Regions from separate parts of the Homo sapiens genome. Here region 1 is linked to region 2. Evidence: chromatin loops called from intact Hi-C (ENCODE). Cell type or tissue: heart left ventricle. All regions are shown on one strand. Links, peaks and the distances in the headings refer to the core of each region. The heading gives the core; the rest is flanking DNA.

The links. A loop is a pair of places that touch in the nucleus more often than their neighbours do. Peaks named below come from ENCODE experiments on the same cell type or tissue, not always from the same donor. Only the 100,000 strongest peaks of a DNase experiment are listed, where the experiment ranks them.
Region 1: it touches region 2 in a loop (6-fold over the local background); 31 of 110 quality-filtered maps call a loop at or near these places.

Annotation. Positions count from the first base shown.
Region 1 is chr13:23,498,465-23,514,317 of GRCh38, forward strand. LOC124903135 (a long non-coding RNA gene) reads left to right here and starts at 6,790. Exons shown (of 3, transcript XR_007063720.1): 1 at 6,790-6,990. RefSeq lists an enhancer at 9,372-9,899. In heart left ventricle, for the core only: no CTCF peak of the experiment used is centred there; no DNase peak of the experiment used is centred there; H3K4me3 peaks cover 1,202 bases; H3K27ac peaks cover 2,665 bases.
Region 2 is chr13:23,561,994-23,577,846 of GRCh38, forward strand. It overlaps TNFRSF19 (TNF receptor superfamily member 19), which reads left to right and starts at 8,419. Exons shown (of 10, transcript NM_148957.4): 1 at 8,419-8,855. RefSeq lists enhancers at 1-141, 5,830-6,342, 6,343-6,854, 12,218-12,387, 12,858-13,007. In heart left ventricle, for the core only: CTCF peaks have their summits at 6,015 and 9,144; a DNase peak (open chromatin) is centred at 8,352; H3K4me3 peaks cover 3,945 bases; H3K27ac peaks cover 3,189 bases.

The DNA of each region.
Region 1 (15,853 bases), core at 3,926-11,925, 65 kb before region 2:
AGATGCTGAGGCACTCAGAGATTAGCAAGATTAGAAAACCATTGTGGCCCCTCCTCTTGAAGGAGCAAGGAGAGAAAAGAGTGTGATCAGAGCTCAGTAGCTATAATTTTGGAGGGACACAGTTATTGTCTGAACAGGGTACTGACATGGGGAAGGAAAGGGGAAGAAAGATCCTAACCCCTCTCTCCTCCTGATATCCATCCTCTCGTGCCTTGAAGCTAGCCCACAAGAAGCTGAAAAGCCAAGTTCAGAGGGGTTGGTTTCCCAGCATTCAGACAGAAGAGTGGGAAAAGGGGTGAGGTGGGCAGAAGGAAGAAACAACACACCTTGGACTTGATTTGGAGCCTGCCTGAAATTGATTTTTCAGAAGCTGAAAAAGTATGTATATGTGCGCGTATGTGGGGATGTGGGTGTATAATGGAGATTAATGGATATACCATGCACGCATACACACACACACACTAGTAATCTTAGTATCTTTAAAGTGATCTCAGTTTGTGTATAGTCACAAAACATAAGCACTGTAGGTTATAAAATTATGGATGTCATAGCATGCCCCCCGTATGCTCCAAGATTTCCATTCCGTCTGGAATGAGGGGCCCAAGTATTTATATTTTCTTTTTTTTTTTGAGACAGAGTCTCCCTCTGTCACCAGGCTGGAGTGCAGTGGCATGATCTTGCCTCCTGGGTTCAAGTGATTCTCCTGCTTCAGCCTCCTGAGTAGCTGGGATTACAGGTGCCCGCCACCATGCCCCGCTCATTTTTGTATTTTTAGTAGAGACAGGGTTTCACCATGTTGGCCAGGATGGTCTCGATCTCTTGACCTCGTGATCTGCCCACCTCTGCCTCCCAGAGTGCTGGGATTACAGGCGTGAGCCACCTCACCTGACTAAAGTATTTATATTTTCAACAGCTCATGATTGATTCACTGCACATAGGATTTTTAGAGCCATTCATTTCATTAGACTAATATCAGTCATTCGCCTCTAAGAAAAATGTAGTTAAGCAGATTATTTTCCCTCTAATGATTAGGTCAGACCCTCGTGACCTAGAAGGAGAAAGAAAGGGAAAGAGGGGAAAGGTATCTAAGAAGGAATATAAGGCAGAGAGGGGAATTTAAGACAGAAAAGATAGTTTCTGAAAGAAACAGAAGAAGAAAGGATGGGGAGAAGTGACTAAATCGGAATCAGAAATGTGAATGTGTGTACTTAACATTGTATCAGAAGTCTTATGTAAGTTCAGTTTAAAACCTTTTAAAATTCTAAACACTCATGAGATTATGATCATCTGCTGATAAGGCTTAGAAGGTCTAGGGACAATGACATCCCAGCAGCCAGAGTCCAGATCTTGGTTTCTACATACCATTCTGCACTAAGAGGAACCAGGGTTTTATGGAGAAATATCTGATTCTAGGGCCAATCTGCAGAATGTATCTGGTGCATCTTGTATGCCAGAATATGAGAAAGTGCCCAAACAATGACAACAAAATGGGAGCGTGTCAAAGGGACGCAGGATCCATCCTGGAAATGCTGCCAATGGCCAGAGCTGGGACAATCTGAGCAACAGAATAAATAATGAAGTACTGGATATAGCCCACAGTATAAAATAAAAATAAAAATATGCAAGTCCAGAGTTATATAAAGAATGATCGAATACATAAATTAATGAGGGGGAAAAGACAAATTTTTCTTACAGAAAAATTCCATACAATATATGTGGGTATTCCCCTCTGTAGTAGGTGTAGCTCAGTTGCCCTCCCTTGAGAGTGGTCTGGGTTTAGTGACTCCCTTCCAAAGAATAGAAAATGAAAGGAGACAAATAATAACTTTACAGTGGAGAAAGCTGCCAAGTACTACCTGAACCAAGAGATGAAGGTCAGCGTCACCAGCGATGTCTTGTAGATATCATGTACTCCCAATATGATATATGAGAAGGGCTCTTCTCCTCTGATATTCTTTCTAGGAACTCACAATCCCAATCAATTATAAGAACATCATACAAACCCAAATTAAGAGATATTCTTCAAGATACCTGACCCATGACTTCTAAAAACTGTCAAGGTTATGAAAAACAGGGAAAAGACTGAGAAACTGTCACAGACCAGAAGCAGCAAGGAGACAGGACCATGAAATGCAATGTGATGTCCAGGATGGGGCCCTGGAACAGAAAAAGGACATTAATGGAAAAAATATTGAAATTTGAATTAAGATCTGGAGTCTAGTTAATAGTAACGTAACAATGTTAATTTATGGAATTTCAAAATTATAACACCTTATTAAAATATCAAATATCCCTTAGAAATATTGATACTTCCCATATTATCTAAAGCAACGCTTTTAAGACATTGGCTTGAGCCCTAACTTCATTGAATTACAAACAGCTTTTTAAAAACTTATACTGCAAAAACAACTATGTAAGCCTTTGTGCTTCCTCATGTAGAGCGAACATCTGGATATTTCCATTTACTTTACTGAATTAAAACCAGCTCGTCCTCCAGGAAGCAAAAAGTAACTACCATATGAGTTCGCTGGCAAAAAGTTGCATAAATAAAAGCTCACATAAAATGTCTGCAATTTTCTTTGAACTAAAAATAAGCAAAATGAGTGATTGATGACTAGATCGCTGATGAATTCACCCTGGGAGACATTCCAGAAGCTCTGAAGATAATCATCAGCCTCCATGATAAATTTCAGACCATTGCCCCATGGGAAATTTTACTCTCTGAAGTGATAAAAGGTTTTGACTCATGCAAAGAATTCTCTTTAAAAGTTCAACTAGCAATTATTTGGATAATTTGAGTTACTATATAAAAATTAGGTATTGAAATGGACAGTGAGTGTGTGTGTTGGTGCATGAGAACTATGTGCTCAAACACATTTATGGCGCCTTTTTTCTTGATGAATCTCAAAGTACTTAACACACAGTAGTGACAATAAACGGTACACTTTCTACGGGCACCTCCTTCTGGAAAAAATGAACTGATTCAGGATGGTTATAGCTAGAGATCATTCATCCAAAAAAATTTCAGTTATAAGTCTTTTCCTTCCTAGAATAGTGAATCTGAATGATTCTCTGCTACGCCAATTTAAAGGAAATTTGCTAAACACAGTATTTTCTGAGTGTTTCTCATGGATTGATAAATGGTTTGTGAGGAGGGAGTACACTCCTCCTTCCCTGGGCATCGCTTGAGCACATGAATTTGAGACCAGGCTGGGCAACGTGGCAAGACCCCTTCTCTACAAAAAAAATTTTAAAAAATTACCCTGGCATGGTGGCACACACCTGTGGTCCCAGCTACTCAGGAGGCTGAGGTGGGAGGATTGCTTGAGCCCAGGAGGATGAGGCTGCACTGAGCCAGGTTCACACCACTGCACCCCAGCCTGGGCAACAGAGCAAGACCCTGTCTCAAAAAAAGAAAAGAAAAAGGTTATCTCTTAAATCCTTAAATTCATAAGCATCCTACATTACAATTATTCAGGCTACTAAGCTTAGATTTTTGCCCTAGCTAACAAGTTAAGAACCAAATTCCATGTTCAAGCACTATAGTCTATCCATAACTCTACTAGCCTCCATAGCAAGAAGATTCCCTTTTATGAGTTTGGTCTATTAAACTTACTAATTAGTTTTATTTTAAGCTGCTTCAAATTTGCAAAGGTATCAGTCATTAAATAAGTGACAACTTAAAGACCCAGTTTACTTTGATCCATGCTGGTTTTCTTCAGTACAAAGCCATAACCCACTTCATCATAGACCAGAGTTCAAAAATCTTTGCATCTTTGCCTCATTTTACTAAACAGTCATTGAAAAGATAAAAGTATAAAAGAAAGTGTATTTAACACAGAAAATACAAAGTCCTTGTTTTTAATTCACTTTCTTTAATTTTTTTTTTTTCTCTCATTGCCCAGGCTGGAGTGCAATGGCACCATCTCAGCTCACTGCGACCTCCACCTCCCATGTTCAAGTGATTCTCCTGCCTCAGCCTCCCAAGTAACTGGGATTACAGGCATGCGCCACCATGCCCCACTAATTCTGTATTTTTAGTAGAGATGGGGTTTCTCCATGTTGGTCAGGCTGGTCTTGAACTCCTGACCTCAGGTGATCCGCCCCCCCTTGACCTCCCAAAGTGCTGGGATTACAGGCGTGAGCCACCATGCTGGGATAATTTTGTATTTGTAGTAGAGATGGGGTTTCACTATGTTGGTCAGGCCGGTCTTGAACTCCTGACCTCAAGTGATCCACCCACCTCAGCCTCTCAAAGTGCTGGGATTACAGGCGTGAGCCACCACGCCCAGCCCACTTTCTTTAACTTTAATAGAATGAAAATACAAATCAAACCAATCCAATTTCTTGAGAATAAATTTTGAACTTGTAACACCATTTCAATATAAAAATGACACTTTGTTGCCTTTAGGTGTGTCTACTAATATTTTGCATGCTGGACTTCGTGGGTCAGGAGAACAGTAGAGACAGAGGTAAATAGTAGTTAGGCCAGGAAGCCAGGAAATCCACAGACCTCCTCCTCTGTCTGGCTGTCTTGTGGGGTTAAGTCAATCTCTTAGGAGCTGAGTTGGGCTTGGGTTTGTTGTTGCTTCGATACTTTCAGTGCATGGACTTCAATGCCCCCATCTGTGGGCTGCTGTTTCCTGTGTGCAGAGTGGGTCTGGCATGTTGGAGGGGCTTTCTCAGTGTTCTTGCTCCACTCCCAACTTCCAGCAACCCCTGGAAGCCTGTGCCACAGAGGGAGTTACTCTCCATGTTCCTGCCCTTGCCCCAGGGGTTGACGCTGGGTCTTGGTACTTGGAGGATTGGGTTGGGGCAGGAGAGCTCTCTGTTCTCTCCACCCAGGCTTAGTCTCAGGCCCTCCACTGGGCTAAGGAATGGGTGGGCTTTCTCACAGTCCCTCCCTCCTGCCCCATGGCATAGAATTCAGCCTTGGAGCTAGGTCAGGTGAGAGTGTCTGCCCCTCCCCCTGTGATAGCTGACTTCTGCATTGCACAGATTAATCCTGGCTTCAAGAAGGTGTCTCATCCCTCCTCCAGGTGCAAGGAAACTTAGTTTCTTCTTCTCCCAGAGACGCCAAGGTGCACAGCTCATGTCTCGGGGGCAGGAGAGTTTTCCATTCCTTCTCCAAGCCAGTGGGTTTTGCTTTCACCCCTCCAGTGGCAAAGGGTTCACTTTAGTCAGCTTGGGCAGCTATAACAAATGACCACAGACTGGACAGTTATAATATTTATTTATTTATTTAGAGACAAGCTCTTGCTCCATCACCCAGGCTGGAGTGCAGTGGCACAATCACAGCTTCCTGCCGCCTCAACCTCCTGGGTTCAAGCAATCCTCCCATCTCAACCTCCCAAGCAGCTGGGACCACAGGTGCACACCTCCACGCCTGGCTACTTTTTAAATTTTTTGTAGAGAAAGGGGCCTCACTATGTCCAGGATGATCTTGAACTTCTGGCCTCAAACGATCGTCCTGCTTTGGCCTCCCAAAGTGCTGGGACTACAGGTGTGAGCCACTGTGCCTGGCAGATCCCTCTTTAGAATCCTGTTGACTTGGTGGCCTTGTGACTTCACCTTTCTAATGGGCATCTACAAAGTTATGATCTTGCAGCTTATTTGGCTTCTTGTTCCCATTAGGGTAGGAATGATGTTCCTTTGTCATTTTCTACCTTCTAAGGGGAAGGACTCCCCAAAGGTGACATTTTGACTATGAGTAGGGTGCATACGTTGATCATTTTGCTGATGCCATTTTAGCTATAGATTCACAGTTCCCATTCCCTCACTTGCCCTGCTGGCATCCCACAACACACATTGGAAGCCACCGCCTGGGGCCAAGCTCTGATCTGTGGCCAGGGCTCATGCACCAATCAAACTCATAACCTGGGTTTAATCAGCACGATGCCGCACCACTTGGGTAACCAGCCACCCTGGTGAGTAATCAGATTATATGATGGGGTAGAGAATCTGAGCCTCCCACACGGTTATCACTTTTCACATCAGGGCTGTATTTTGGCAAAGATCTCATAAATTCTCACAACAGAGAAAAGCAAAGTGTGAGGCCTATGCAGTATAAAAAGAAATAGAGATGAATTGGTCTAGTAATTAACATTTAGTAACTTGACCATCATAGCCAATCCGAATGATTTAAGTCTGTCTATTAGCTATCTAAACCTACCCTGCGTCTGGTTTTGTGCCTTAGCTCCTAACAAACTTATACTTTTTCTTGAGATTTATCAATTCAGGAAAATATATAATGCAGTCCACATGGAAAATGGAGGCATGGTATTTTCCTGAAAGTTATCTGATGTTTTTAAACTATAGAGGCCATTGTAAAAATACCTTTACTAATAATCAGCTTTCGTAATGTTTTTAAGGTTAACTTGTCCTCGTGTCATGTATGTTTCTGGTTGGTGTTATATCAGACCTGGGATAACAAGCAGTGTCCATTTGAGCTGTCATGCTTTGCCAGTAAAAGTAATGCCAGTTTTCATTAAGTTGCTTGAAGATTGCACCCAAAAAATTTATTGTTTACATTTTTGAAGCAAGTTGTGTCTCAAGTTTAAATAACTGCAGAGAACTGTTTTCCCCTAAGGAGTAATAGATACAGTTACTGTGTTATAAGAGCCACATGCTGCAATTGTTTCTGAGGCAATTTTTGTAGTTTAAATTATAAACACCAGAAGTCAAATGTTTATCATCAAAGTCTTAAATTCTAGTATCACAAATCCTAGAATGCCAGCCAGGGAGCACATACCTTTCTAATTGAGTAATAGGCTAAGAGGACCTGTGCGGAGCTGAAGACAGACGCCTCAAATCGCGGGGGCACAGGGAGAGCGGTCAGATGTCCTGCAGGCAGAACCCCAGGGGAACCACTCCCAGGGGTGAAACCGTGCTGACTCGGAGGTAGTGTGCCACTTGGAAGCAGTGGGACCGTCTGGTGGTAGATGCTTCACTTCTTCATTTATGACTCCACATTCGTGGAAGAGAGCAAAGGTCTGTCTGGCTTTCTCATGTTCCCAGTTTTACAAATTTTCTTTTTGCAGAACAACAGAGCAGGAATGTGTTTCGAGGAGCCAACAAATCCAAACCCCTCTGCAGACAAGAAATGAACGACAATTTTATGTCTAAAATGAAAAGAGCTACCAATCATCTTTTAGATTAAAAAAAAAACTTATAGAAGGAACAACAAATGCTGGATGATAGTTATTTTACCTAAACCAAACTGTACCCCAAAATATAACTTTTGTACAAGTATATTAGCTTTCCTTAAGCATTGATAACAGATCATGCAATCTCATAATCTCATTTTTTATGCTAATGGACCCTTATCAATTGCCTGACTGTATATTTATTCTTTAATGATAACAGTTATTCAGAAGGTAAATATTTTGGAAAGAAGTAAAATTTTCTTCTATACCTTCTCTCAATTTTTCCCTTCACTTGAAAACATTTAAGAAACACTTTGATCAAAGAATTTCCAATTGACTAGAAATATAAAATGTTACATTTTTAGAGAAAATATGTTCACTGTAATTATCTAAGTTCTATGTTAGAAAACTATTGAGATTTTCCAATCACGTTGCATTGCTCAGATTTGTGTAAGCTATTTCAAAATACTGTCACATTTATATCAGGACTTCTTTTGTTTTAAGAGGTACTAAGTGTCAGTTCATTTACTCATGGCAGAATTGCAATTGATCTAACCACCAGCCAGAGTGACAGCTCCGAAGGAGGCCGTTTGTGCTTTTAACGTGGCTGGTTGGCTTTACGCTGGCAGCTCTTCAATATGCTTTAGGCACATCTGTTTCATGGCTTTATTTGGAAAATGAAAGGGTTGTGGGAGCCTGGAAGACATTGATGTTGTCACCAAATACGAATTCAATTTCTTGGTCTTTGAAACCGCCTCCCAAGACACAGTCTATGCATTTGATTCCATGTGGAACAGCTTAGGCAATTGACGAGGACTTCCATATTAGATCAGAACTGTTTTTCCAGATGCCACTTAAAAATAACAAACAGAGGCTTGGAGTCTGCTTCCCAGGGGAGGCAACATTTAGAACAATGCTTATCATTAAGAGCTCCAGCTTCTGCTGATGAAAAATGTTAATTTGTTCTCTGCAAAAGGTTACTGGGATATTTTGTACCTGTCAAAAGAGAGGTTAACAGAAAGTGTTGATGTGTTGATGCACAGCCTCCTTTATCCCTCTGCTGAGGCGCTGTGCCTGGCTTCAGGAGAGGGAAGCCAGGGACATGAACAGAGAGAAAGAATTAAAATTTGAGTCTGGAGGAAATGATTTCATTGGGGAAAAAAATAGATGAAAGGAAGTCTGTTTAAAAGGATGAGAATCCAAGGTATGGATTTCCTTTTCAGCATTTTTGCTTGGTTCTGTTTCTAGGCCCTTCTCTAATTCACTCAGCCAAAGTCATCTGCGTCTCCTCCACATTCCCATGACATTAAGTGCTTTTCTGAGGAGAATGATGTCACTGTGCAGTCATGCATTCTGTGATGAGGTTTCGGTCAATGCCGGACTGTACATATGGCAGTGGTCCCATAAGATTATAATGGAACTGAAAAATTCCTACCACCTAGTGACATCGTAGCTGTCGTAGCATTGTAGCGCAATATGTTGCTCATGTGTTTCTCGTGATGCTGGCGTAAAACAACCTGCTATGCTGCCAGTCATAAAAACGCAGTGGTCCCCTACCCCAGGGCCATGGACCAGTACCAGTCCATGGCCTGTTAGGAAGCAGGCCACACAGCAGGAGGCGAGTGGTGGGCAAGGGATCCTTACCACCTGGGCTCCGCCTCCTGTCAGATCAGCAGCAGCTTTTGATTCTCAAAGGAGCGGGAAGCCTGTTGTCAACAGTGAGTGCAAGGGATCTAAATTTTGCACTCCTTATGAGAATCTAACTAATGCCTGATGATCTGAGGTGGAACAGTTTCATCCTGAAACCATTCCCTCCCCTATCCCCCCAGTCCATGGAAAAAGTGTCTTCCACGAAATTGGTCCCTGGTGCCAAAAAGGTTGAGGACCACTGATATAAAAACATAGCACATACAGGTGGGGCACAGTGGCTTACGCCTGTAATCCCGGCACTTTTGGAGGCCAAGGCAGGGGGATCACGAAGTCAAGAGTTCGAGACCAGTCTGGCCAACATAGTGAAACACCGTCTCAACTAAAAATACAAAAAGTTAGCTAGGTTTGGTGGTGGGCGCCTGTAATCTCAGCTACTCAGGAGGCTGAGGCAGGAGAATCACGTGAACCCGGGAGGCGGAGGTTGCAGTGAACCCAGATCGCACCATTGCACTCCAGCCCAGGCGACGGTGGGAGACTCCGTCTCAAAAAAAAAAAAAAAAAAAAAAAAAAAAAAAATATATATATATATATATATATATATATATATATATATCTCACATACGATTATGTATAGTACATAATAATTGATAGAAAATAAACAACTGTATTACTGGTTATGTATTACTATACTTTTTATCATTAGGGCATACACGTTCTACTTACAAAAAAAAAGGTAACTGTGAAACAGCCTCAGGCAGGTCCTTCAGGAGGGATTCCAGGGGAAGGCATTGTTATCACAGGGGATGGAAGCTCCCTGCCTATTGTTTCCCTGAAGACCTCCCAGTGGGACAAATTGTGGAGAAGGAAAACAGTGACATGGATGATCCTGACCTGTGTAGTCCTAGGCTAATGGGTGTGCTTGTGTCTTGCTCTTTTTTTTTTTTTTTTTTTTTTTTGAGATGGAGTCTCGCTCTGTCGCCCAGGCTGGAGTGCAGTGGGGCGATCTCGGCTCACTGCAAACTCTGCCTCCCAGGTTCACGCCATGCTCCTGCCTCAGCCTCCTGAATAGCTGGGACTACAGGTGCCCGCCACCATGCCCGGCTAATATTTTTGTATTTTTTATAGAGACAGATTTCACCGTGTTAGCCAGGATCTCAATCTCCTGACCTCGTGATTCGCCCGCCTCGGACTCCCAAAGTGCTGAGATTACAGATGTGTCTTAGTCTTTAACTAAAAAGTAAACAGTTTTAAAACAGTTTTAAAAACAGATTTAAAAATAAAAAAAATGCTTGAAGGATAAAGATATAAAGAAAAAATATTTTTGTATAGCTGTACAATGTGTTTCTGTTTTAAGTGAAGTGTTATTGCAAGAGTCAAAAAGCTTTAACATTTTTAAAGTTTATAAAGTAACAAAGTTACAGTAAGTTGGGCCGGATGTGATGGCTCATGCCTGTAATCCCAGCACTTTGGGAGGCTGACATGGGTGGATCACCTGCAGTCAGGAGTTCGAGACCAGACTGGTCAACACGGTGAAACCCCGTATCTACTAAAAATACAAAAATTAGTTGGGCGTAGTGGCGGGCGCCTGTAATCCCAGCTACTCGGGAGGCTGAGGCAGGAGAATCACTTGAACCTGGGGGGCAGAGGTTTCAGTGAGTTGAGATTGCACAACTGCACTTCAGCCTGGGCGACAAGAGCGAGACTCCATCTCAAAACAAAACAAACAAACAAACAGAAAAAGTTACAGTAAGTTAAGGTTCATTTACTTTTGAACAATGAAAAACCTTTTTAAAAATAAATTTAGCGTAGCCTATGTGTACAGTGTTTCTGAAGTCTACAGTAGTGTACAGTACTGTCCTAGGCCTTCACATTCACTCACCACTCACTCACAAACTCACCCAGAGCAGTGAGGGAGACCTGTAAGCTCCATTTCTGGTAAATACCCTACTTTTATTTTCTTCTTCTTCTTTTTCTTTTTTTCTGAGACACAGTCTCGCTCTGTCGCTCAGGCTGGAGTGCAGTGGTGCAATTTCGGCTCACCGCAACCTCCGCCTCCCAGGTTCAAGAGATTCTTGTGCCTCAGCCTCCCAAGTAGCTGGGACTATAGGGGCCCACCACCACGCCCGGCTGTTTTGTTTTTTTTGTTTTTGTTTTTTTTGAGACAGAGTCTTGCTCTGTTGCCCAGGCTGGAGTGCAGTGGTGTGATCTCTGCTCACTGCAAGCTCCGCCTCCCGGGTTCACGCCATTCTCCTGCCTCAGCCTCCTGAGTAGCTGGGACTACAGGCGCCCGCCACCACGCCGGGCTAATTTTTTTGTATTTTTGGTAGAGACGGGGTTTCACCGTGTTGGCCAGGATGGTCTCGATCTCCTGACCTCGTGATCTGCCTGCCTCGGGCTCCCAAAGTGCTGGGATTACAGGCGCGAGCCACCGCACCAGGTCAGGTGTACCATTTTTTATCTTTTATACCGTATTTTTACTATACCTTTTCTGTGTTTAGACATGTTTAGACGCACACATGCTTACCATTGTGTTACAACTGCCTACAGTATTTGGTAGGGTCACATGCTGTGCAGGTTTGTAGCCTAAGAGCAAGAGGCCATACCACACAGCCTAGGTGTGTAGTAAGCTCTACCAACTAGGTTTGTGTAAGTGCACACTATGATGTTTACACAACAATGAAATCGCCTAACGACACATTTCTCAGCCTGCATCCCTGTCGTTAAGCAACACATGATTGTGCAAAGGAGATTTGGGTGCATGTCTCTCACCCAAAGTACGGGCCAGTTTCTTTGAAGGTAGGAGCGCTATCTTCATTTTTGTGTCTCCTCTAATGTCTTTCAAGTACAGACCCTTTACAATGTAACTATTCAACAAGTGTTGAGTGAAGTGAAACAGAATGGGATAGAGTGGTAGCAATGCATGAAAGAGACTGGAGACTAAGGATGGAAGGGGGATTGCCGGCAACAATCAAAAGAAACTCACAAAAATAGAGTCAGAGAATCAACAAATTTGTTCTAATCATGCATTGCATCGAATTAGAAAACAGGATGACTCTTCCTTAAGAAAAGTATTTGAATTCCATCATATTTACTCATAAACCACTACTCCCTCATGCAAGATAAGGTTTGTGTGTGGGAAAGGAAGAAAAGGAATATTCCAGTTCTGAACTCCAGGTGCACCACTTGCAGCTTTGATAGTTTCTCACTCCTCAGTCCACATTTCCTGCCATAGAGTATCAAAGAACAGTGGTAGAGATGGGTTGAATCTGAAATTGTTGTGGGCAAAGTCTTCAGTCTGTTTGACTCCCTATTAAATGAGTTCAGATTATTCATCCCTGCAGAGAAAAGGAAAAGCCAATTTCCTTCTGAGCAGCAAAATGAGCACAATAAAAATGTCTCAATGTGTTCTCTGGAAATCTCACCCAGAAAGCCACTTCACACTCTCAAGGTAGAACATGAAACTCCTAGATTGTTCCAGAAGTCTTGCTCAATCGGGAACATCTAAATGGTTCCTTGGCAATAAGCAAACAAACAAATGCATAAATGATGTTGCTTCAGCATTTTAAAATAAGAGTAGCCTAGACATGCTTTCCAAAAAAAGATTAGTCTGTATGTTAGAAATGAGTACTAGATAGCCTGTCTCTTAATCACTGAAAATAATATTCTCTTTCTCACTAACATAATCCAGAATAATCTTCTCATATTGTTATGACACTTTCAGAAAGAAACCACCTGTGTGTATCACCTGGCACAATTTAAAACTTGTTAACAAGGTGGTGACAAGGAATTGGATGCCAGGCAGGAGTGGTAGCTACATGTTCCCACCAAAGTCAGTTTTGATCTCCCTGTGCCTTGCTCACTAGCAGTTTAAGCGTGTGACTTTTCTTCAATGAGCAGCAAGATCACTGTTCTTTGCCAGCAGGTGGTGCAAAAATCTTTTTGCAGAAGTACTATTCACAGAAAAGCATAGGTCACCTCAGTGGGGACTCATGGAACACATGACCATCGCTTCTGGAAGAAGCAATGACTAGGCTCTTTATTTAATATCAATTTATGTTACTTCCAGAATGAACCACCTCTTCCCCATCCCAACCACCCTGCCACAATGGTTCCAACACACTGGGTTGTAAAGACTTGATTCGTGTTAGCCATTTTGACAATCCCAAATGTCCTATTTCGGAGCTCTCACCTCATTCCATCTGCTTCCCCTAGATGCCTGAAGTTGACTACAGCCCTGCAGTAGACCATTAGCCATTCCCCAGAGAGGCCAGCTATCTGTAACTTGACTCCATGAGCCCCACCCTCTTCCTCTCACTCTGTCTGGTAGGATTAAAGTGGGGGCTCTGGGTTTGCTGGCCTAAATCCCATTCTCCACCTTAGTCTCTGCATCCTAGAGATGGGATCCAGTGCAATCAAAAGTGGTCAAAAGCAATTCACTGTTGTTATTATTTAACAACAGAAATATTGGACTGTGAGACATATTGTAGAGAATAAACTAAAAATGTTAGCCACTTTGTAAATAAAAATGATCATAGAAATTCTGAACACTTTAAGATCCACTTGATTATCTCCTATATAATCTCAGTCAAACTTCTTAACTCTTCTGTGCCTCGATTTATGTCTTTATTTACTGGGCATAATCTATTTTTGCCACTTGACAAGAGAGAATGTGGGGAAGTCTAATACACTGTAAGCACCAGAGAAGAAAGAATCAACGATACCCATATTCAATCCTTAGTCTCTGTGCCAGGCAGTGTGCCAAGGACTTTCACAAACTTTGGTAAAACAGCTACAAAGGGGTAGTGCCAGGATTCAAATCCAGGTTTTCTGCCTCCCAATGCTTCTCCCACTTCCTATGCCAATTCATAAACCCTAAATCAATCCCAGGTCACAGGCTCCAGTATTCAGATTCTAGAGAACCCATAGGTTGAAGATGATCTTCAATGCCATGATCCTCCTTTGCTGCAGAGAACACCACTCTCACAGCCTGCTGACCAGGAAAGACCGTCCCCCCTCACCTGCCACCAATACATGCCCACAACTTGCTTTAAAATCACTCTGACTTTACAAATGAAAAAATGATCCTGGAAGGACTGGACATTCTGCTCCCCATCACAGAGACAGCTGACTGTGATCTTCTTCCCTTCAACTTAGAGCACCAGAGGTCTAAGTTCTCAGACTCCAGTAGGAGAACAGACAAATTGTCTCTCACTCGTCACCCTTCTATGATGGTCAAAGATGTCTTTGGGTAAACTGGATAGCCCTTAAGTGATCTCTTTGCCCTGGGACCACTTCCAGGATCTTCCCCTTCAGCTTCAAAGCCTACACTGAGTCTCTGTGGCCACCCCCACAGCTCCCTTCTCTTCTCTGCATCTGCAGTCCAGCCTAGCCCAACCCGCCCTCCGCCTTTCCTCTGTGCTCACCATTGAGGCTGTGCAGGAGCTACACTGGGAACCTGAACAGTCTTCCTGCCCCAGCCCCTCAGGTTCCTAGGCTCTGAGACTAACCCCCACCTTATTTAGTTACGGTTCGAACACTCCTTTGCATTTCTATCATTTACCTTTCACAGAGCAGGGAAGGCAGCTCAATTTCATCCCCAAAAGTTACTTTCTCCAACCTAATTCTCACCAAACACACAATCTATATGCTCTGTTAGTGCAGTTCCTAAATTCACCTACAGGGTGAATATAGATTTTATATGTAATCCCGTAAACTTGTATTAGAGAGCATATTTTATATTGACACACATCATGCAATTGATTCTCATCACATTTGTAGATGACATACCTTAGGAAGTATTTCCTTCGTAATATATTTTAATGTCATATTTAAGAATGTAAATGTTTTACAAAAAGTTTTTAAAAATTAGCTTGGCATGGTGGTATAGATATGTTGTCTTAGCTACTCAAGTGCCTGAGGTGGGAGGATGTCTTGAGCCCAGGAGGAGGCTGCAGTGAGCTATGATTCTGCCAACGCACTCCAGCCTGGGTGACACAACGAGACCCTGTCTCAAAAAAAAAAAAAAAAACCAAGAATATAAATGTTTGATATGATATATATGTTATCCTTTTCCTTACTAATTCTATTGGTGCCTAATTTTTCTACTCAAATTTTGCATTAAGTTTATCAAATGAATGATCCAGGTGATATCAAGACCACATATCATTTTTTCGTATCCACATTATTCAGTAAATGTTGAAGTATAAACCAAATACTATTCACCGAACTTAGCTGCAGGAAGAAAAGAATGAACAAGCAATGCTCTTAGCCTTGGGGGAGTTTATTATCTAGAAAGGGAAACAATTAAGAGCACAGCCAACTGTTCCACTAAAATGCCGAATGAGGTAAGACAGTCTCAGCAGCATAAAGAAAGCTGTCTAGAAATACAGAGGAGGGAGAGATTGTTCTGGCTGACTGTAGGGCTAGAGAACAGAAATAGAATCAGAAAAGAGGACGAGATCTGTGGCATGTGAGGGTGAGGGCATTTACATCAGTCCAAATGGATGAAGAGGAGATTCCAGTCTAGCACAGCATGGCCAGTCAGAGTAGAAGGGAGGCCCCAGCATGTGGGGAAGCTGCAATTAACTTTTTACCAAAACCTACCCCTGGTGAGGCAGAACAGAGAGAAATAATACCAAAAGCCACCCAACTGAAAAGGTAGGTGTGGATTCAAGAGACATTGAAAGTAGATGCTTCAGAATTTGACAAGGGTTGGGTATGAGAAGGAAAGCCAACAGTGCCCCTTCTAAGCACTAAGCACCGTATTTTATGTGTCTGATGCGTTAACGCTAAATCCTCAGGATAAACTCTACAAGAAAAAGAAACCAAGACATAAAAGAAAGAGCTAGCTGAGGGCCAAGTTATTAGAACCTTCAAGGCTCTAACAAACTGAGACGGTGTTTGGAGGCAAAGGGGGGTTGTACTGAGTTTTGAGCAAGAACATGGCCTGCAAACATAGGCTACTCAGCAAGTGGGTGGCCTCCACGGTCAGACTCTCTGGGCCGGGATCCTGGCCCTGTACCCACTGGGTGTGTAGACTTGGACCAGTTCTGGGAGGA
Region 2 (15,853 bases), core at 5,090-13,089:
CAAAACAACAGGGAGAGAAAACAGAGCAGTGGTTTCCAGAGGTTAGAAAGGTGGGGAGGAGGCCAGGCGCAGTGGCTCACTCTTGTAATTCCAGCACTTTGGGAGGCCGAGGTGGGTGGATCACCTGAGGTCAGGAGCTCAAGACCAGCTTAGCCAATACGGTGAAACCCCATCTCTACTGAAAATACAAAAATTAGCCGGGCATTGTGGCGGGCATTTGTAATCCCAGCTACCCAGGAGGCTAAGGCAGGAGAATCGCTTGAACCCTGGAGGCAGAGGTTGCAGTGAGCTGAGATTGTGCCACTGCACTCCAGCCTAGGCAACAGAGCGAGACTCCATCTTAAAACAAACAAAGGTGGGGAGGAGTTGAATATAAAGGGAGACAGAATGAGGAGATTTGGGGGTGATGGAACCATGGTGATGGACACATGACTGTGCATTTGTCAAAACCCATAGAATGGTTCACTGTAAATCTTCTGAATAGATTCTGTAGTTTAATTGACAGTATTGTACCAAGATTAGTATTTTGACAATTGTTCTATAATTATGTAACCTGTTCACATACAAAGAAGTTGGGTGGAGGATATATGAGAACGTCCTCTACTACTTTTGCAATTCCTCTTTAATCTAAAATTATCTCAAAACAAAAAGTTTTTACAAAGCAATTTTATGATAAGCTGAGTATGGTGCCAAATAGGATTTCTGACACAGTTAAAACTGCCTTTATTTTCTATCGTGTATTAGAGGAGAAAAAAAATCTAATTTGGCCTTAGGAATTTTCTTTTCAAAATATACTATAAGCTGTATTTGTAAACATTCTCTTATTTCTCATTCTCTGAAATTGAAGGATTCTCCATCTATATTACCTCCTGACACTACAGTTCAATTTTATTTAGCAGGACCACTTTATTTTCCCTTTTTCCTCCAAAATAGATTTTGTGGGTTCCTGATTTTCACCAGTTACTCTAACTATTCTGTGTATTTAATGCCCCAACTATGTGCTGGGTGCCCTTCCATTGGATGGGTGGTTGCATTATTAAATGTTTTGACTTTATTTAGATAGGCATTTCTTGAATCAATTTTTAAGAGCGTGCCTGTCTTTATCTAACTTACTTCCTGATGAAGCGCAGATCTTTTTTTGGTAGTGGTAGTATTATTCTGAAGATGTTTCTTAGTGCCTCCTTTTGCATTTTCCTGCTGTTTCACCAACAGTTTTTGTTAGCATTATCAAACTCTACTGAGAACCAAGATTCGTAATTAGCCTGGTATATTAATCAGGATAAATGCTGAGGAGGCAGAAAAGGAAATGGAAAACATTTGATTAATTATAAGACATGAGTTGGATAGCTTCTCTGAAAACTAGCCTGGGCTCAGTAAAGTATTTAGAGGGCAATATGGCAGGTAAGAGTGACTTGGAGTCACTTATGAAAAGTTGGAGAGCAGAAGGCAGCTGGGTGCAGTTGGATGGTCTGCGGCAGTTTCCAGCATAAAGCACCCTTTCCATCACTGATGCAGGGTGTGCATGTGTGTATCTGCTGAATTAACTTGTCCTTGTTGTGGTAGTTGCTGTTGTTGTCAGTATCAGAACCACCATGTAACAGATAGTTTTGCCCGATTCACAGACAGTTTGCTTCTTTGGCACCTTCTGGATTTGACAGATTGTTTAAATCACTAGCTGCTCTATTAGCTGGTAATTTGGATAAGTATTTCTAATTTCCAATTTTGCCTGAGGGACCTTTAAGAATTGAAGCTAACAGTGCTGAGGGACTAGAAAGACAAGCCACAGACTGGGAGAAAGTATTATAGAACACATATCTGATATGGAACTTGTATCCAAAATGTACAAAGAACTCTTAAAACTCAATAATAAAAAAACATACTACCCAGTTTTAAAATGTGCAAAAGATCTGAACAGGCACCTCACCAAAGAAGATATAAGATGATAAATAAGCATATGAAAATATGCCCAACACCATACATCATTAGGGAATTACAAATTAAAACAGATACCACTACACACCTATTAGTGTGGCTAAAATTAAAAACATCATCAACAGCAACTGATAACCCAAAATGCTGACAAGGCTGCAGGGCAACAGGAACTGCCATTCATTGCTGGTGGAAATGCAAAATGTTGTTGTCACTCTGGAGGACAGTTTGGCAGTTTCTTTAAAAGTTAACTGCAGTCTTACCACATGATCCAGCAATCATGCTCCTAGGGAAAACTTATAGTCTCACAAAAACCTACACATGAATGTTTATAGAAGCTTCATTCATAATCACAAAAACTGGAAGCAACCAAGATGTCCTTCAATAGGTGAATGATAAACTATATACAGACAATGGAATACTTAACAATAAAAAGAAACGAGCTATCAAGTCACAGCAAGTCATAGAAGAAAGTTAAATGCATACTGCTAAGAAAGAAGCCAATCAGAAAAGACTACATACCATATAATTCTACCTATATAACATTATGGAAAAGGCAAAACTATAGAGACTTTAGAAACATCAGTGGTTGCCAGGGGCTCTAGGGGAAGGAGGGATGAATAGGTGGAGCACAGGGGATTTTTACAGCAGTGAAACTACTCTGTACAAAACTGTAATGGTGAACACATGTTATTATATATTAGGCAAAATCCATAGAAGTCTGGCTAGGTGCGGTGGCTCACATCAGCACTTTGGGAGGCCAAGGCAGGCAGATCACTTGAGGTCAGGAGTTCAAGACCATCCTGGCCAACATGGCAAAACCCCATCTCTACTAAAAATACAAAAATTAGCTGAGAGTGGTGGCTCACACCTGTAATCCCAGCTACTCGGGAGGCTGAGGCAGGAGAATCGCTTGAACCTGGGAGGCAGAGGTTGCAGTGAGCCAAGATCACGCCACTGCACTCCAGCCTGGGTGACAGAGCAAGACTCTATCTAAAAAAAAAAAAAAAAAAAAATCCATAGAAGTATATGCAGAAAGAATGAATTTTAGTGTAAACTATGAACTCTAGTTAATAATGCACCTATATTGATTCATTAATTATTACAAATATATCACAGTGATGCAAGATGCAAATACTAGGGGAAGCTGAGTGGGGCACAGGGAATGTATGGGAAATCTCTGTAGTAGCTGCTCAATCTTTCTGTCAATCTAAAACTGTTCTAAAAAGTAAAGTGTCTCTCTATATATAAATTGAGTGCTAGCATCAACAAAATGCAAATTTAAACTATCATAAGCTACTATTAGACTGCATTTAAATAGCTGAAATGACAAAAATTGACAATATCAAGTTTTGCCAAGGATGTAGAGCAAATGGAAATCTCCTATATTGCCAACAGGAATGTAAACTGGAACAAACACTTGAGACAACAATTTGGCAGTTTCTTTTTTTTTTTTTTTTTTTGAGACGGAGTCTCTCTCTGTTGCCCAGGCCGGAGTGCAGTGGCGCAATCTCGGCTCACTGCAACCTCCGCCTCATGGGTTCATGCCATTCTCCTGCCTCAGCCTCCCGAGTAGCTGGGACTACAGGCACCCGCCATCACGCTTAGCTAATTTTTTGTATTTTTAGTAGAGACGGGGTTTCACCGTGCCAGCCAGGATGGTCTTGATCTCCTGACCTTGTGATCCACCCACCTCGGCCTCCCAAAGTGCTGGGATTACAGGCATGAGCCACCACGCCCAGCCAGCAGTTTCTTTTGAAGTTAAACATACATACACCATATAATCCAGAAATTCTACTCCTACATATTTACTTAACAAAAATGAAAATATATATCCACACTAAGACTTGTACACAAGTATTATCAACAAATCCACTGAAAAGGATCTTCCTTAAAAAAGAGAATGATTTTATTCCTGTAAGCAGTTTGCAAACCAGGGAGACCCAGCCTTCAGTACAAAACAAAGATGCTCTCCCTGAGAACAGAGAGACAGGTTATCCTTTATAGAAAAAGCTCCCACCCAGATTCCCACTCTGGTCTGCTCTGCAAGTGAGAGGGATGCAAGTATGTTTGGTTTTGATTGGTCAATGCAAGTCACAAGTCTATTTGTTAGATCCAGAAGTCAAGATGAGACTTCCCAGCACCCATCAAATCAGGGAGCATAAATAGGAGCAGACAGCCATGAAAGTCCCCAAATCACGCGAGCCTGTGGTTTCTCAGAGAATGCAGAAGACGTTTGTGACCTGGCTCCATTCTGAATTTAGACCCAGTTAGCCACTCAGGATCCATTTGGAAGGATTGGCTCTTTCAGGTTCATGAAGTGTTCATGGCAGCTTTATTTACAGTAGCCAGAAACTGGGTTCTATCCCAGTTACCTTTAGTGACTTTCAGTCATACTCAGCTTCACTGAACAGTACCCCTGAACTGGCCCTTTAAGAAAAGGAAGGCGTCTTCTGCTCACGAGGTCGGAGGGAGTCCAGAAGGGCAGGGGGTGTCCACTGGAGCTGGGGGTGCTTTGTAGGAGGCAGATGCTGATGAGGAGAATGTAAGGCTTCAGAATATGTAGGAAAATGGGAGTTGTACCTCTTTGTAGTTTGTTGGATAGTGGCTTTGTATTAGTTTCTTGAGGCTGTGATAACAAAGTACCACAGACTTCAACAGCAGCAGTATGTCCTCGCACAGTTCTGGGGGCTGGAAGTCAGAGATCAAGGTATCAGCAGGGTTGGTTCCTTCTGAGGCTGTGAGGGACAGGTCTGTTCCCGGCCTCTTACCCTGGCTTGTAGATGGTCATCCTCATGTCCACACAGTGTTCTACCTATATGAGTGTCTGCCTCTTTATCTAAATCTCCCTTTTTATGGGGACATCAGTCATTCTGGGTTGGGGCCCACCCTAATGACCACATTTGAACTTGATTACCCCTGTAAAGACCCTATCTCCAGATAAGCTCATGTTTTGAGGTGCTGGGAGACAAGACATCAACATGGGAATTTAGGGGGATACAATCCAACCCATAACAGGCTTGAGCCTTTTTCTTTCTGTGATTATGTGGACCACAGTCCCAGATAGCAGCTACTGGTCCCAGATCATGTACAAGTGGTCCCAGCATTGTGAAGGACCTGAGGATGTCTGGGCTACCTTGGCTTTGAATAACCAGCCCAGGAGCTGTGTGAGAGCCTGTCCTGCCCCTTTAGAATACTGAAGTTTGAATTGGATCCCCTAGCTAAAATGTTGGCATTTTAATAGTTACAGAGAAAAGAAAGGAACCTTAGCTCTTCTGTTGAGGGTTTATTCTGCCTGATGCTTTCGAAATAAGTTTGTTATTTTGGCAACACTAATGAGGTAGGTGTTATCCCCTTCCTGCAGCTTAGGATTAAAAAGCTCAGTGGGACTAGGTAGCCTTCGTCCACACTGCCTAAGCTGTTATTCAAGTACAGGTAGTAAGAGGGATTTGAACATAGGCCTTTCTGACTCCAGCATCCGTGTTCTTTTCATAACCATGAGCTATTTCATTTTCTAAAAAGTGTTCAGTTGAAACAAATGCAGAAATTATTCCTCTCAATGTATGTAATAGATCTGTGTTTATCTGATCTAATCCAGGATATATCCTCTGAACAGAAAAGTTAGAAAAGACGGCATTAGAAAAGACATGCAGACAACTCAAAAAACTATGAAACTTTATGGGGAAAATGTGTTATCACCTGATCTATATCTTAAAATGGTGAGAATTCATGGCATCCACCTGTCAAGATAAAGGAGCAAAGGAACCACGCTCCAAGTTTTGGGAAGAAAATAGCACATGGTGGCGACTGGGGGTGACATGAGACCCCACTCCCCATCAGGAATCTCAGGCAGCCCCTCCCTTCTTGGATATGAACAACTGAAGTTTTCTCAATCATTTATTTTATTTTTTAACTGATTAATAATAATTATACATATCCCTGGGCACCTAGTGACATTTCTATACCTATAAGGTATAGTGATCAGATCAGGGTAACTGGCATGCCCGTCATCTCAAACACTGACCACTTCTTTTAAAGTGTAGCCTGGAGCTCCCCACTGTGGATCCAATGGCTGCCACAACCACTTTGCAGAACCAGGTCGCTGAAAGGCAGCTTGACAAAAAGACTAAGATGAGCCAAGTGTACTGCAACATGGCACAGGAACCATTGATCAAATGCTGTAACTTGGTGTCATGACAACGGACAATGATGTCGAGTGGAGTGCTGGATCTCTTATCACCACTGTATCACACTGATTTAATCACACTAATCTAAGCTTCTTGAAGGGGAAAGAGAAAAGCTTTGTAGTAGCTCCCCTTCCTGGTGCTGTTCAGAAACAACAATGGTGCAGGCCACACCTCACAACGAAGGGGGCTCGGCTGGCTGGGCACAGTGCTAAATGAGCCGCAGGTCAAGAGGTCACTCCTGCAGCCAGGCCGACCTTTAGCCACACTCTGGTCCAGGCGACAGATGGGGCCCTAGCCTCAGTCCCCTTTCATCTCACATATGGGGAGTTCTTGGCCACAAGAGGACCAATTCAAAATAATATCCAGTGACTTGGTGAATAAACTCTTCCACTGGAGATGGTATTGCATTGTTGGATGTATCTTGAACTACAAAGCTTGCTTGGGGAGATTTGTATAAATTGAAGATCATTTGATTGGTTTTCATTCAAGTCCCTGCTTTCAAGTGCCTCCTGTATGTTTTTCAGTGGAACACAAGAACCCGAATTCAGTCCTTCACCTATTTCTACTGGTGTTGAAATCTATAAAGACATAAAATCTACTTGCTTAGCCAATGAGCCTTACAGAGTGTCTAGTTGCTCTGATTTAATATATCAGTGTATCGGGAAACTTTAATCCTGAGTGCAGGCTGTTGGCATATGGATTCCATGCTGGTGGTAGGTTTGGACTACCTCAGAAAAGAAATGGGCACATGCCTTCTTGTAAATATTTTGTCTTTGTAAATATTTTCTTTGTATTCATGGGTTCAAGATGCCCAGGAAACGTATGTGAAGCCCAGATGTCACAGGAATTTTCCTGGTCTGCTTTAAGGAAGTCCTTAAGCATCACACCTGCCAGTTCAAATACTATTTGAGCCCTGTGCATTTTTGAGAAATGATGTATAAGTAGAAAAATTATACAAGAAACATGGAAAAATCAACAGGACTATTTAAATGTTATACAGAACTTATGAACAGTTCAAACTAAATATTTTGCTATTAAAATTATTCAAGAATCATAGAAATCTGGAAATAAACACTTCATAAATAACGTTTTCAAATATCGCGTCAGGAAAAATTAGACAAAACCAGTTAAGGAGGGAAGTTACATTGAAAAAGACTGAGTTCTACTATCCCCTAAGTTTTGCAAAAATATTTTTAACTTACTTTCTAAAAGTTAGTGAGTTTCCATTATAAAATAGAAAAATTGTCTTCATTCCATGAAAGAACTGTCTGAAAATCAGAAAAGCACCATATCCTGGATTTCAAGGAAGATGAAACTTCTTCTTATCTTCTATTTTACTAAATACTCAAAATAAAATAATCATATTGTATTGAATCTGACATTGTTAAGGAAAATAGCTTAAAATTTTTAAATAATGAGCAATATATTTAATTTTAAAATACGAAGAATTAGGCTAAGGTGGTAATTTTTTAGTGAGTTGAAAGTCCAAACTATGAGTTCGGAAGAAACAGCCCTAAAAGGCAAATAACATGGCTTTGGAATAATCACAGGGCAAATGCTTTGTTCTACATAATTCTTCTTTTGTGAATTTTAAAATGCTCAACAAGTATTAATGAAATATGTCTAAGAAGTAGATATTGCTTTAAAATCTAATTTCCAGAGTCCCGAACTAAGGCAAAGATTGAGATTAAGTCTCCGCCCAAAGTCTTAAGTGAGCCAGTGGAAGATGGCAGTTTATTCATGAATTGTTGGTTATCTGCTGCTTAACTACTTAACACAACCCGGTTTGATTGGTAATCAGATCCTAATAATGTATGTTTCAAAGAAAGGGCAGTTTCCTTAAAATCCTTAAAGACTTGTCACTTTGAAAACTGGAATCAAAATGTGAAAATGTTATCGGTCCATCTGGCAGTGTCCTTGGGTGTTTTTTAGAGTGGTCTCATAGTGCTATTTAACTATGCTGAATATTTGACACCCAGTCTCTGTAGGAAATTGTGATTTTTATCAGCGAAGAGGCAATTAAATGCTGTCATTTGGCACGTCCATCCATCAGGGATCTTATCACCCAAGAAGCATCCAGCAGCAGTTGCTGTCCTTTCCAGCTGGCAGACAGATAACAGAAACTGTCCTGTGTGAGGCACAATAGTCTAACATGATTAGAAATCAGCCAAACTCTGGCTTCTCTTGAGCTATACTCCCCCACAGGCTGAATTATAGCTCTCCTACCAGTCCCACGGCGCTGAATGATGTCATGGGATCTGCAGTTCAGCGAGATGAAAGGGATAAAGCAGAACCCGCTGGCACTAGGAAAAGCTTCCAACACACAGTCCACAACACAGCTTGGGAACCAAAAAAGCTACAGATCCAGCCACTCAGCCCAAGCATGGGAGAACTACCAGCATTGCCTCATTGCAAAAAAGAGGAGGAAAACAACGTGATCCATGTTTAACAAAAGAGTCTGTGGACTAGGAGGTGGGAGGGTAACTACCTGCTGAAAGTGAACTTTCTTTGATATCCATGCATATATATAAACTCAGCCCTGCCTTTGATGTTCAGCAACTGATTCACTGATCAGATTACAGGCATTTCATCTCCCTGCTCGTCTGCCTTTGATCTGCATGGTTAATTTTATTTTCCTGGATTTGAAGTTTCGTCTGGGCTTGTGCTGACATACATTTTTGGGAAGGTAGAAGCATTTGGCACAGAAGTGCTGCCAGGAGAAACTAAGTTGCTGAACGGGTAAGTACTGCAAAGAGCTCAGCATGTTGCAGGTACTCTGTTTTAAGCTTTGTTATAGCTTTCACTGCATTTTTCGCATGTGTTCTGAGAAAAGAATGGTTTTAATTAATTTTTTAGAAAGCATTTATACAGCTGAATACTACATGATGCTGAATGTGTGTATCAGAGTAACTATGGAACTTGATGTAATTTTTAGTAGTTTGTACAAGAGGGTTTGCAGTCTGTCATACAAATTTTACTTGGAAATGAGTTGTACAAACAGGACAAAACAGAACAGCGCTCACTTTAGCATGCAACTGGTACTTCAACCCCTGAGATCTGTGAGCTATAATTGCTCTAAGTATTTACAGGTTACCTTATTTAGTAAACAGTCAGTGCAACTTTGCTTGTTGAAAATGCTTTCTTTGTTTTCTTATATAAAAGAGTAAAATGTATCTCTGGCAATACTGTTTCTTTAGTTTATTTATTCTCTCACTTCCAAGATGTAAATCTATCAAATACACTTCCTTATGCAGTTTGTACACTCAAGGGAATCACTGAAAAACCATCAAGTATGATTAAAGACTTTTATGTGTAAAACTGAAGAATTTAAAAACAGTGAGGATAAAGTTGCACTAAGTTTGGCTAAAAATACTCCAGTGATTTTCTATAACCTTTGGAAATAGCATAAGCCTTATTTACAGAAACATTCACAAGGTTAATATTCCTAAATTAACATTTACTTTACATTTATAGTGACAGCTGTTTTAAGTCAAAATTTGCCAACTGTTTATGAAAACTATCTGAGTAATCAACAGTTATTATGTTACATAAAGTATCTTAGTCACATTTTCACTTTAGCTAATGCCCAACATGACAAAACCAAATTATATTGCTGTACCGAATTTGAAAGTTAACTGTTATTTTTTTGTCAGTTCATGATACACACACACTCACGCTCACACACACACACAGTAAAATCTTTACAGTGAAATATAAAAACTAAATACAATGGAAAAGTAACACTGTTACTTTGTTCGCGATGTTTTTTTTTTTAATGTTCTAGTCCTAAATTTATCTGGGCAAAATATTTAATTATTATCACAAGTCTATTTGATGCTAGCTGAACCATAAAGAAACCATAAGTGATAAGACCAGTTATCCTTTAGTCTGAAATTCTGATGAAACAGGAAAGGTCTAATGAGTCTCATTTCATAAGTAATTAATTTTTCACAGCCAATTAATTAAATTACTTTCTACACTTTCCTCTTGATACTAGAAGGGTAATTAGCATTGTTTATTTAATTTTAAAACTTTGCTAGTTGTTAAGTGGAGGTTATTTAAAGCCATGCTAAACTGATTATATTTTTAAAGTGTGTCATTAATAACTTAATCTTAAAGATTTAACTGCTGTTTTTAGTCATGCCAGGAGAGGCATTTGCTTTTTTTTTCTAAGAGTACAACAAATCATGTTCACAATATCCTGCAATATCGGTTTAGTTTGATTTTTTTTTAATTTGTTTGCTTAAAATCTTCCTTTTAATCACAAAAGTGGTATTAATGTTCACATTCAGATAAAGAAAATTAGCCTTTTAAAACAATGACTGGAGATGGTGCCTAAAGAAATAGTGTGTCTGAAACTTGCTCATTTAGTTCAGATTTGGATTTTAAAATTTTTAAAATGACTGTTTATCCTGCTACTAGGATCATTTTAACAAATACAGGCTCTCCTCAGCACAAAACAAAGGGGAGAATTAGCAATTATCTGATTAATTTAGGCTTTGTAGAAAACTAGCTTGGGCAAGTCAAGTCCTTGAAAATCCACTTCAGTGTTTGAATTAATTCAGTTAATTGTTTACTTCTAGTGTCATTGTTGAGAAATGAAATAGAGTGTATTTGATTTTAAAATAAAGATGGTTGTATCTGAAGGTACAGGTACAGTCTCAAAAGGCATTTCCTAATTAATTGCCACAAAATGACTTTGGCAGATATAGTCCTATTACTTCTACTGAACAAAACCCTTATGTGACATTTTTCAAAGCACTTTCCTATCTGTTGCTTCAATGGCAGCTTTGTTACTACAGAAAGTCCAAGTCTTCAAAAGACTTTTATGTTGAGTCCTGATACTGTCACCAATTAGCTATATGACCTCAAGAGAGTTTCCTCATGTGTGAAGTGAGGGAGTTGATCACATCATCTTTATGAAATAAGCAGAATTGGAATTTTTATGGCCATTTTACAGATGAGGAAACTGAGGCTATAGAAAACGAATGTCCCTATCTTAACAAGGTCACATGGCTGATTTTCCCAGTTCTAGTCCAATGTTCTTTCCAGTCTACCATGCAGGGTCTGCTTTCCAACAACTGCTTAAACAAATGCACTCTGTAGCTCATCAAAGAACAATATTAGTTTGAAAAATAAAGACAGCCACTTCCTATTGTAGTGCATTTTTTTTTTGTTTCCATGATAGATATGTCAGTCAGCTGGATTCGTCTGATTATTTTCCAACTGTTCCTTCTACTTCTGGACTTCTAAGCTGTCTAAACACAGTAGCTGCTACCCATAATTTAACATAATTTAACACGTAAAATAATTTTCACAAAAAGTTTAATGCATCAATGTGATGTGGAATTATATATGTATTTGTGTGTTTGCCTCTGTGTGTGTGTGTACATACGAGTTTGGCATTATATCAACACATATTTGTGTGTTTTGAAGGAATTGATATTTTCTTAGATGATGCCAGTGGCATCCAAAAACAGTTTAATAATTAAAGGTTAATTTTCCTCCAGGGAAATTCCCAGTGGGATTCTGTGAAACTTCAGTTGACAAACTCAATGTGCATTTCAAACATGATATGATATGTGTTTCATATCATGTTTGATTATGTTAAGACTCTTGAGCATGTTTTCATTATCTCTTTGCTTTTCTTCCTTGAAAAAATATATCTTGGGGCCAGGAGCGGTGGCTCACGCCTGTAATCCCAGCACTTTGGGAGGCCGAGGCAGACGGATCACGAGGTCAGGAGATCGAGACCATCCTGGCTAACATGGTGAAACCCCATCTCTACTAAAAATACAAAAAATTAGCCGGACAAGGTGGCAGGCGCCTGTAGTCCCAGCTACTTGGGAGGCTGAGGCAGAAAAATGGTGTGAACCCGGGAGGCAGAGCTTTCAGTGAGCCGAGATGGCGCCACTGCACTCCAGCCTGGGTGACAGAGTGAGACTCTGTCTCAAAAAAAAAAAAAAAAAAAATCTATCTATCTATATCTTGTGTGAAAAATTTTAATTTAGTTACTAATAAAATTTTATACAAATACAGGACTCTCATGGCCAAACAACTGCCCTCATAATAGGGCTTATCACCCTCTTTAGGATTCCTACATATACAAGATTATTACTAACATGACCTAATATTTATTAATTCACTCATTATCAATTAATTCAATATCAAGTACTTGTGCAAGGATAAATAACATGTGCAAGATTATAGGAATAATTCAGTGGCAGCATTGTGATCTACATTTTTTTTGTTCTGGGGCTAGGTGATTCATTCTTTTTAAGAATTACACAAAGCTGAACTTGACTGTCAGCAAACATTATAGCCAAAATTTTGGCCAAAAATATGGGCTCCAGTTTTTTTTTTTCCTTTTATATATTTTGTAAGAACTATTAGACATTTTTAATAGTATTTTCTGTCAGGATGGCCATAAAGGACCTCCCTAAGCCATGAAGGCATAATCTGTTCTCCCTCTGCTTCAGGAGTGAACTGAACTCAACCATCTGGCATTGGTTTAGTCGGATTCTCTTTCTGTGATGGCAAGGCCAGTCCAAGCCACCCTGGAAGAATGAGTGATTTTGTCCCCTTTAAAGGATGGTTCTTTAAAACGTTGTCCACCTGGGTGAGCTCTGTGATGGGAGGGCAGAGGGAGGCTCCCTGGTGGCTGTGTTGGCTGTGCTTTAATTTCTCCTCTACTGTCACTAGTCATTCAGCTTTGGCTCCAAAGTTGTTACCTCAAACCCACCCACTTGCCAAAATCAATACTCACTTCTTTAGATTAAGTAGGTAGTTTAAAACCCTCCTTTGTGACTTAAATTTTCTCTTTGATGAGAAGGGGAAGGAGAAGTCATGTGGGGGTTTCCAATGACTTCATAAAACCATTCCTTCCAACATAACCCACTGTCTTTGAGAGGAGTTCTGATAAAGATAGTTTTCTCCATCCTGTTAAATGCCCCCCATTCTTTGGTGGCTCTATAGCTTAGCACCATGGGCTGCTGCCCAGCCAGCCTGGCCTCAAGCCAGCCCTAGGTCGGGGAGTCCACCATGTTCATCAGGAAGGAGAGAAGGAGAGTCAATGGACTGTCTCTTCCCTCATCGAACTCATGAAAAGGGTCTAGCCAATGAGGTACTCAGGGCCAAACTCACAAAGATCAGTGCAAGTGCTGCAACTTGTAACAACTTTGCTCTGTAAGTGTCTTGAGCTCCACTTACAGGAGGGGGCTATAAAAATAGCCTCCTTGGGTTTTTCATATATATTGGTTTACGCACCCATGGTATGGTGAAGATTATGTTAAGATACAGAAAGCCCAGATTCTGATTCCAGCTTTGTTAATTAACTTGGTGTGCAGCATTCAGGAAGTCACTGGGCATTGGCCTCACGGTGCTCCCTCAGCCCCATGCTGATAGTCTATAATTGGCAGTAGTGGGTATCGGGAATTACTTAAATAGCTAGGTCTTGGGGGTTCCTCCTCCACTTATTTTCTTAACTGTATTTGGAAAACTTTATTACTCTTTGAGATTCTCACTCTCAATTACTAATTCATCCAACAAATTTTTAATGAGAACTTACTATGTGCCAGAAACTGTAAACCAAAGAGACAAAATTTCATATTCTCCTGTAGCTTGCATTCTATTCCACTTTTTTCCCAAGGAATAGTGATTTACACTAGAAATGACTAGAAGTTAGGCAATTTTTCATTAGCTTTGCTACCAGCGAGCTAATTTATCACTGAAACTATTCTTTCAGGGGTTTTTCAAGTTTTCCTTAGTTCAACTTTTGGGGAAAAATATTTTAAACAAATGCACTTTGTGTCAGCTCAGATATTGCTAAAACTATCTTCAGAAAACTAACTTTTAACATAAATCTTAAAAACAAACACCTCTATCAAGATTGTCATAGCAATTTTGCTTTTCCAGTAAAAATTTTAACCCATTAATGATATGCAGTGTTTTAAAGGAAGTAAAATGCTCCCAGTCCTAATTACAAGCATCCAGTTTCATTTTGCATGAGCCTAAGGATCACAGAATTCTTTTTTTTTTTTTTTGAGACCGAGTCTTGCTCTGTCCCCCAGGCTGGAGTGCAGTGGCGTGATTTTGGCTCACTGCAACCTCTGCCTCCCGGGTTCAAATAATTCTCCTGCCTCAGCCTCCCTAGTAGCTGGGATTACAGGCACCTGCCACCATGCCTGGCTAATTTTTGTATTTTTACAGAGACGAGGTTTCGCCATGTTAGCCAGGCTGGTCTCAAACTCCTGACCTCAGGTGATCCGCCTGCCTCGGCCTCCCAAAGTGCCTGGATTACAAGCGTGAGCCACTGCACCCGGCCCACAGAACTCTTTTTATACTACTATGGTGCTCAATTGTGTGCCTGAGTTTTTGTTCAGACACTGTCTCCAAATCATACAACACTCAAATGAGGGAAAGTGGGAACTATAGTGTTTGTTCCCTCAGCATCTGAGGGGGACTGCTTTCAGGACACCCTCTTGGATACCAAAATCTGCAAATGCTCAAGTCCCTTACAAAAAATGGTATAAATTTGCATATGCTCTGAATCATCTCTGTATTACTTATAATATCTAATACAATGTCAATGCTGTGTACATAGTTGTTATACCATATTGTTTAGGGAATAATGACAAAATAAAGTGTACATGTTCAGTACAGACACAACCATTCATTTTTTTTCAAATATTTTCAATCTGCAGTTGGTTGAAGCCATGATGTAAAATCCATGGATGTGGAGGGCCAACTGTGTTTAACTTAATGAGTCTCTTTAAAGAATTAGATGAATCTAACAGCTGGAGTCCAGAGGTTCAATGTCCTTTTTCTCACCGTCAATGATCATTTATTGATTGATGCTAGGCATTGTAAGAGGATATATTGCTACTAAGAATGGCTATTTAGTAAGTGCTAGGCATTGGCCTAAGCACTTTAAATACCTTATCTATTAATACTTACCAACCATCAATGAAGCAACTCATTTTACATATGGAGAACCAGAAACTTAGAGAGGTTAAGTAACTTTTCCAAAGTCATGCAACTACTGAATGACAGGTTGGCATTGGGACCAGATTGTCAGATGCCCAAGCCCATTCAGGCTAACAATAGGTTCTCTCTCTGTTGTAAGCTAACAGGCTAACCGGGAAGATCAGTCAAAACACGTAAAATGATTCAAGAACTAATGAACTGAGTAATGTGTTACTACTGTCTCTAAGGACAAAAGGAGGTCAGAGAGAAGAAGAACATTTGGTTGAAGTCAGAGAAGGTAGTTCCTGAGCTGGCAGATTCAATTCCACTCAGAAAGCTTTGGTTGAACATTTATTTGAATGATTGATACTGTCAGAGATACAAATCGGAACAAAATATGCCCCTTCTCTGAAAGTGTTTTTAACTCCTTGAAGAAGAAAGTTAGTACACAGAATCTTATGATACAGGACACAATGGGCAAGTGCTAAATTGCCACAAACCTTGGAGCAAGGAAATACATAGGCTCAGAATTGAGGGAAAACTCGTGAGAGCCGTGGCTTTTGAGCGAGGTGCTGAAACTGGAGTAAGACAAGTAGGTAAAGCTCAGAGGTAAGATGGGAGAGCACGAAGAGGAAGTAGAGAGCAAAGGAAGGGCCACGCGGCGCAGTTTATAAAGCCTGCTCCAGAGGCGAGGCAAGGCTGGAAATAGGTGTAGGGCTGCACCTGGACATCTCGGAATGCTAATCTAAGGAGCGCAGAATCCATTCTTTACA